Linked DNA regions of Homo sapiens: region 2 is linked to region 1. Evidence: read pairs that join two places in POLR2A ChIA-PET (ENCODE). Cell type or tissue: MCF 10A. All regions are shown on one strand.

Evidence for each region. Peaks named below come from ENCODE experiments on the same cell type or tissue, not always from the same donor. Only the 100,000 strongest peaks of a DNase experiment are listed, where the experiment ranks them.
Region 2: POLR2A ChIA-PET joins it to region 1 with 5 read pairs; 2 of 35 experiments call an interaction of 5 or more read pairs at or near these places.

The regions. Positions count from the first base shown.
Region 1 is chr12:46,330,695-46,334,694 of GRCh38, reverse strand. No RefSeq gene overlaps it. Among named protein-coding and RNA genes, the nearest start is that of SLC38A2, 40 kb to the left of the region's middle. In MCF 10A, no CTCF peak of the experiment used is centred here; a DNase peak (open chromatin) is centred at 2,224.
Region 2 is chr12:46,225,313-46,229,312 of GRCh38, reverse strand. It overlaps SLC38A1 (solute carrier family 38 member 1), which reads left to right. Exons shown (of 17, transcript NM_030674.4): 5 at 45-160. Among named protein-coding and RNA genes, the nearest start is that of SLC38A1, 42 kb to the left of the region's middle. In MCF 10A, no CTCF peak of the experiment used is centred here; no DNase peak of the experiment used is centred here.

The DNA.
Region 1 (4,000 bases):
TTATTACACATTGCATGTGCCTGTATCAAAATATCCCATATACCTCATGAATATATATACCTACTATGTACCCACAAAAATTTAAAATTAAAGAACTCACACTCTGGTGAGGCTAACAGATAAGTGGGCCATCAACTACCATACAGTGTGATAGAAGCTGCAGTAGAGAGAAGCATAGGGTTCCCAGGGAATGTGAAAGAGGGTTAGCTAACTCAACAAGAGTGTCTGGAGAGGCAGCCCGCAGAGGTGTCTGAGCTGACAATCTGATGTGCTATATATCTTCTTCCCAGAACAATCCAAATACACTACATTTTGCATATACTTTTATAATTGGATTCCAGGCTGCAAAATCCTGCACTAGTAATAAAATACATCTTGCTGCAGTACTTGGAAAATCATCAAAAGGGTTTTTAAAAGGAGGCTGACAATAAGAGATTCATATTTAGAAATATCTCTGGAGCAGCCTATATTATATGCTCAATAAATATTTATTAAATGAAAGAGTGAATTAATCTCCAAAACTAAATGATAAATAGTTAAATCGATACTTCATGCCTTGTCTCCACTTTCAAAATTTTAATGTGCAAATGAATTCTATAGGCATTGGTGCAAGTGGAGAAGAGCATTCCTGGACTACCTGAAGTCACAGTCATATGGCAGCACAATGTATCAAAGATTAATGCATCAAACGTCGATGAGTCTTTTTACGTATGTATGTGAGTAGTTTAACGAGTATGGATACACTTCTTCCACTGGTTCTGCTTAGAGGAAAGCTTAGATGACTTTGTGATGGAATGAAATAAAAGAAAATAAATAACCTGTATTGGAGGCAGTTTAGTTATTGATATCTAGTTAATAATATAAGGTACACCTGGCAGCATGCACTTTGCTTACCTGAGGCATTTGATCTTACTATGTATATCAGACAGTATAAGTTATGCTGTGTAACAAAACACTCCAAATCTCAGTGGCTTAACACAATTAAGGTTTCTTTCTCCTTCATGTGATATATCCAATGTGTGACAATAGGGTGGACCCAGGCTTACTGAAGCTCCATCTCAGCTCATGCTTACCACTTTAGAAAAAGGAAGAGAATGAGGTGAATTGTGCACTGGTTCTTAAAATTTCTCTTGCAAAATACACGCATATCTTCTGCTTGCATTTCATTGGCAATGAGATAAGTCGTATGGTCTTATACAATGTACCTGAGAACTGTGATCCCAACATGTGGCAGGAAGCAGGGAGAACCAGAGTATTTGTTGAAAATCACTGATGACATCACAGTCCACCTTTCTAGTCACCAAATATTTGGTTCCCTCTCCCACCTGCACTTAAAATACACTCTTCCCGAGGGAGACAACCCAAAAGTCTCCTCTTCAGTATTAAACTTAAATTCTAGCTCCCCTAGGAGATGTGTGGTATTCTCTGCATCGTGGGCTGACACCCCATTATGTCTACATAACGTCTGGATGGCACGCCTTTTGCTCCAAGTCCAACAAGCTAAAAAGACAAGTTATCAGCCCTCAATATATCATACAGTAGTGGATCAGGGTAGGATACGTGCCCTAAATGCTGCCATTTGGAAGTCAGGGTCTGTAGCAATTCTAAAGCCCTCTTGGGCCAACCTTAGAAGGACTTCCTACACTGAAGAGGGATAAATTCCTTTATTAGGCTCCAATTCTGCCCCCTCCACCACAAGGGATTCCTCAATCCACCTATCTCCACAGCCCTTGCATGTACCTTTTGTAAGATTCTTCTTTTTCTGATATCGTGTTTGGCCTCATCAGAAGTGGGAATTAATGAATATCTTCTTTAGAGGTTAGAAAGATATCTTAGCCCACTTCCTACACAGAAAGTTGGGGCTAAGGCTTGTGTAAAATTCTGTGCAGTCAGCTTCTTTTTTTTCTAAGCTAGTGATCCCTTTAGCAGTTTAACTCTCTCAAAAATTCAATAATCTTCTCATCTGATTCCAGTCAGTTCTATATGCCAATAGTCACATCTACAGTTCTTTTCTAGATGTAATTGTATCATTTAATTTTTAGATATAATTCATAAAACATACAATGCATCTATTTAGAGTGTACAATTCAGTGGTTTTTAGCACAGCCATGTGCCACATAATGCTGTCAGCCAACAACAGACCACATATATGACAGTAGTCCCATAAGATTATAATGGAGCTGAAAAATGACTATTGCCTGGTGTCATCATAGCTGTCATGAAGTCTTGGCACAACGCATTACTCACATATTTGTGGCGATGCTTGTATAAACAAACCTACTGAGCTTCCAGTTGTATTAAAGTTTAGCATATAAAATACGTAAGACTTAATAAATGCTATGTCACTGGCTTATGCACTTACTATACTATACTTTTTCATTGTTTTAGAGTCTGCTTCTACTTATGAAAATAAAAAGCTAACTGCAAAATAGCCTCAGCCAGGTCTTTCCGGTGGTCTTCCAGAGGAAGTTATTGTTACCATAGGTGTAACAGCTCTATGTGTTACTGTCCCTGAAGACCCTCCAGTAAGACAAGATGTGGAGGTGTAAGACCAGTGATACTTATGATCCTTACCATATGTAGGCCTACATTAATGTGTTTGTGTCTTTGTTTTCAACAAAAAAGTATAAAAAGTAAAACAAAATTAAAACATTTAAAAATAGAGAAAAGCTTACCGAATGTAGGTATAAAGAAAGAAGGCTGGGCAAGGAGGCTCATGCCTGTAATCCCAGCACGTTGGGAGGCTGAGACGGGCAGATCACGAGGTCAGGAGATCAAGACCATCCTGGCTAACACAGAGAAACCCCATCTCTACTAAAAATACAAAAAATTAGCCAGACATAGTGGTGGGCACCTGTACTCCCAGCTACTCGGGAGGCTGAGGCAGGAGAATGGTGTGAACTCAGAAGGCGGAGTTTGCAGTGAGCTGAGATAGCGCCACTGCACTCCAGCCTGGGCGACAGAGCGAGACTTCGTCTCAAAAAAAAAAAGAAAGAAAGAAAGAAGATATTTTTGTATTGCTGTACAATGTGTTTGTGTTTTAAGCTAAATTGTATTATAAAAGAGTCAAAAGTTAAAAAATTTTAAAGTTTAGGCCGGGTGTGGTGGCTTACGCCTGTAATCCCAGCACTTGGGGAGGTCGAGGTGGGTGGATCATGAGGTCAGGAGATCGAGACCACCCCAGCCAGCATGGTGAAACCCTGTCTCTACTAAAAATACAAAAATTAGCTGGGCATGGTGGCATGTGCCTGTAATCCCAGCTACTTGGGAGGCTGTGACAGGAGAATTGCTTGAACCAGGGAGTTGGAGGTTGCAGTGAGCCAAAATTGCACCACTGCGCTCCAGCCTGGTGACAGAGCAAGACTCTGTCTCAAGAAAAAAAAAATTAAAGTTTATATAGTAAAACTGTTACAGAAAGTTAATTTGTTATTGAAGTAAAAGAGTTTTTAAATAAATTTAATGTAGCCTAAGTGTACAGTGTTTGTAAAGTCTACAGTAGTGTACAGTAATGTCCTAGGACTTCACAATCACTCACCACACACTGACTGACTTACCAAGAGCAACTTCCAGTCCTGCAACCTCCAACATGGTAAGTGCCTGATATGGTTTGGCTGTGTCCTTACTCAAATCTCATTTTGATTTGTAGTTCCCATAATCCCCACGTCATGGGACTCAGTTAAAGGTAATTGAATCATGGGGGTGATTTCCCCCATGCTATTCTCATGATAGTGAGTAACTTCTTATGAGATCCGATGGTTTTATAAGGGGTTTCTTCCTTTGTTCAGCTCTCATTCTTCCCCTTCCTGCTGTCATGTGAAGAAGGACATGTCTGCTTTCCCTTCCACCATGATTGTAAGTTTCCTGAGGCCTCCACTGATCTGCAGAACTGTGAGTCAATTAAACCTATTTTCTTTAGAAGTTACCCAGTCTCAGGCAGTTCTTTTTAGCAGCATGAGAATGGACTAATACGATGTCCCATATAGATGCGCCATTTTAAATC
Region 2 (4,000 bases), 110 kb after region 1:
TGGGGATTATTTTGCTTAGTGTCAATGTTTGTTTCTTTGTTCAGATTCCAGGTACAACCTCCTTAGGCATGTCTGTTTTTAACCTAAGCAACGCCATTATGGGCAGTGGGATTTTGGGACTCGCCTTTGCCCTGGCAAACACTGGAATCCTACTTTTTCTGTGAGTATTGACGTGCCGGTACTTTCCATTTTAAAACTGAACTTTTTGTATGTTTCTGTTATTACATAGAAGAAATGTGAAATATTTATAAATAGTTTTTTTATTAACTTGGCTAAGTTACAAGTACATACTTTGATATTTATTGCTTGAGTGATTTTCCAAACTGTACCTAATGCTTACAACAAAGAGGAAGGAGAAAATCTTTTTATTAATCAAAAATACTGAAATAAGCATTTGTGAAAAGGATTAAAACATTTGAAAATAACTTTTTTTGGTATTTTTGGAGTCTACCTGTGACTTTAAATCTCAGTTAAAATATTAAGAGGTGTTTAACCCCAGCCAGTCACCACTTTGGCATTTGGATTGCTGTGAAGCGTGTACTACATCAAAGGGCAATTACAAATTTGTTTGTAATAAATATTCAAGAAGCATAGAAATTTTCAGTGTTTTGAAGATGAGAAATTAGCATGTACTTTCCCACTGAGATTCAATGAAAAGAAAATGGGCAATTTTCTTTTTAAATAACTTTATCTCAAACTGTTGAATGGGACTTTCTGCAAATGTATGGAGGGCTTATTTTTAGTTGGAACAAGATTAAGAGAGATGATAGAATTTGTACTAAGAAAATTCTCGCCCAGCCTGATTCCCTCTCAAATGTCACACGAGTGTCAGTGGTGAGGTGAGGGAGAAAGCACTTCTCCGAGGATCTTGCCTTTTGTTCCCTGACTTGAAACTCACGCTTTTCATTGGCCTGGCTAGATAGTCCTTGTTGCCATGTCCTTTTGACAGGAGCATCATTTCCTTACAAGCAGTGACCGAAATGGTTACTAATCCTACAAACTGTGGATATCCTTTCAAAAAAGACATCAAAAACTGAGATAAAAGAATATTACTGCCCATTCCATTACTCCAGGAACAGAAATGCCCATCCATGCTGCCCTGTGTTAGGCATTAATTTTGTGTGTGTGTAAATTAACATGTCCTTTCTAAAATTAAAAGACTGTGTAAGATGGTGAATTCGATACATTGTCTTCCATATTGTCAGCCTAATTCAGTGAACCTAACTCTAGCCTCCTCTCTTGATCACTCTGAATGCATCTTTCTAAGTTGCCTTTCCGCTTGAGCTGAGTGCCAGGTTTTAGGGTAATATGGCAGAATTGGACAACATATTTCTATGGTGATTTTTTTGAGTATATGTGAAATTCTGACTCTCTGAGGATAGTAGACTGCTTGAGGAGCTACACTTCTGGTTTTCAGTGCATTTACATGAGACACCTGAGCGCTACTCCCAACTCCTCTTCTAAATGGCTATGTAGTTTTAAGCAAGTTTCTTAGCCACTCTGAGCTTCAGTTCCTTCCTCTTCAAAACAAGGAAATTGTGCAAGAAAAATTTCAGAACCAGGCCAACCTCCAAAACGCTATGGTTCTGTGACTATTTTCAGTCATTCCAAAGCTGGGAATATGTTCACTTCAGAATGTGTATTACATTGATTTCTTTTTTTAAAAGTTATTGCAATATGTCAAGTTATAAATTAACCTAGTGTAAAAAGTCAATTCTTTGATGGTTGTAACAACAGTAATTCTTGTATCTCTACAAGAGATACAAGTAGTATCTGGTAGTGCCAGGCATTATTCCAAGTGTTTTATGCAGAATCCTTACAATAACTCTATGAAGTAGCTGCTATCATTAATTTCCTGTTTCACAGATAAGGAAACTGAGGCATAAAGGGTAGCTTTAATTTTGGAATCTCTCTTGATCACCCTTCTGAGGATTTCCTCTACCTCTCTTCTTTGCTAGATCCATTGTTTCCTATATTCCATTTATTATTCTTTCTGGATTTACTTATGTGCTGTTATTGCTCAGAAAAGGTGACTGAAAATAAAATTTTTGAGACCTTTATTTCTGAAAAATATTTTTATTCTACTTTTACCTTTGATTGGTAGTTTGGTTGGATATAGAACTTTATACTAGCAATAATTTTCCTTCAGAATTTTGAAGGTATTGCTCTATTTCCTTCTAGCTTTTTTCTGTTGTGAAGTCCTATATGCTTCTGATTCCTGATCTTTTATATATAGCCAGGTTTTGTTAATTTTTTTTTTTTTTGGAAACTTGTCAAATCTCTTAGTTCCCAGTATCCTGCAGTTTCACAATGACGTGCCTTGATGTGGGCCTGTTTTCATCAATTGTGTCAGGCATTGGGTGCAATCTTTTCTTTTAGAAATCCATGGCCTTGGCCGGGCACAGTGGCTCATGCCTATAATCCCAGCACTTTGGGAGGCTGAGGCCGGTGGATCACCTGGCAGTTTGAGACCAGCCTGGCCAGCCTTGCCAACATGGTGAAACCCCGTCTCTACTGAAAATACAAAAAATTAGCTGGGTGTAGGGGCGGGCACCTGTAATCCCAGCTACTCAGGAGGCTGAGGCAGGAGAATCGATTGAACCCGGGAGGCAGAGGTTGCAGTGAGCCGAGATTGTGTCCAACCTGGGGGACAGAGCAAGATTCCGTCTCAAAAAAAAAAAAAAAAAAAAAAAAAGGAAATCCATGACCTTCAGTTTGGGAAATTTTTTTACATTATTGTGTTGATGAATTCCTATTACCCCCAGATTTTGGACCTTCTAGACTAGTCCTCTAATTTTTTTAATCTTTCCTTTATTTTCATTTCTATAACGTTTCACTGTAATTTTTGGGATATGTCCTCAATTTTTCCCCTCTTTATTGAATTTTTTATTTCTGTTACTATATTTATAGGAGCTTAAAAACTCTAAGAATGTTTCTTTTTAATATTATTTTGGTTCTGTTTCATGATTTCAATATCTTCTCTGAGGATTCTAATGATAGTTTTTTTTCTGCATTATGAAAAATTTAAAACATGAAGTAGAGAGAATAGTAGAAAAAGATTTGTATGTTTCCTTCCTTCTATGGATGGTTGTTTTAGTCAGTCCCCCACCAAGATTGTCTTGAAGCAAATCTCAGCTATTTTATTATTTCATCCCTAAATATTTTAGTATATATCTCTAAAACATAAGGACTCTTTTAACTCAATATGTCATACCTAGAAACAAGTCAACAACAGTTCCCTAATATCATCAAATATACAATCAGTATTTAAATTGCTTTGATTATGTTATGTTTTTAAACATATGGGTTGTTCAAATCAGTACTCAGATAAGGTTCACACAGTGCAATTGGTTGATATGTATTTTAAGTCTTTTTTAATTTATATTTTCCCATTTCTTTCCTTTTATTCTGTGCCACTTATTTAAGAAACAGGGCCATTTGTGTAAAGTTTTCCACAATCTGGATTTTGCTGTTTGTATCCCTGAGGTACAAGCTGATTTTTGTTTGTTTTGGGGTCTTTCACCTTAGACTCTTTGCCCAGATGTCAGATAGTTCCTCTTTATCTGCTGTCTTCAAGAATGGGGGGAAAACAAGGCTGATTTGAGCCTGGCGCACATGAGTGGGGCTTGTTCGCAATAGCTTCACTTAAGATGCTATTTACTTAAGATGTTCCTTTACTTGGGAACCACCAGGGTCATTTGTCTAAGACCCTCTTCTTTGGCTGTTCAGATCACCCAGAGAACAGCTCCCAATCCCCTGTTCTGGGGGCCTAGACCTCACCGCCATCTTTCTGGGAACCAAGTAGGGGGAAAGGGCTGGAATGATTATCCCAGCAGGCATGTGTTCACTCAGTTCCCAATTTTCATTAGAGTATGCCTCTTGCCCACAAATTGTGCCTAGTCTCTCACCTAGAAACATATATTGTATACTTTCCAGAGAACATATATTCAGATTGTTGCCAGGATAGGGGAGGACCAACCAGTCAGCTTTATGGAGTAGG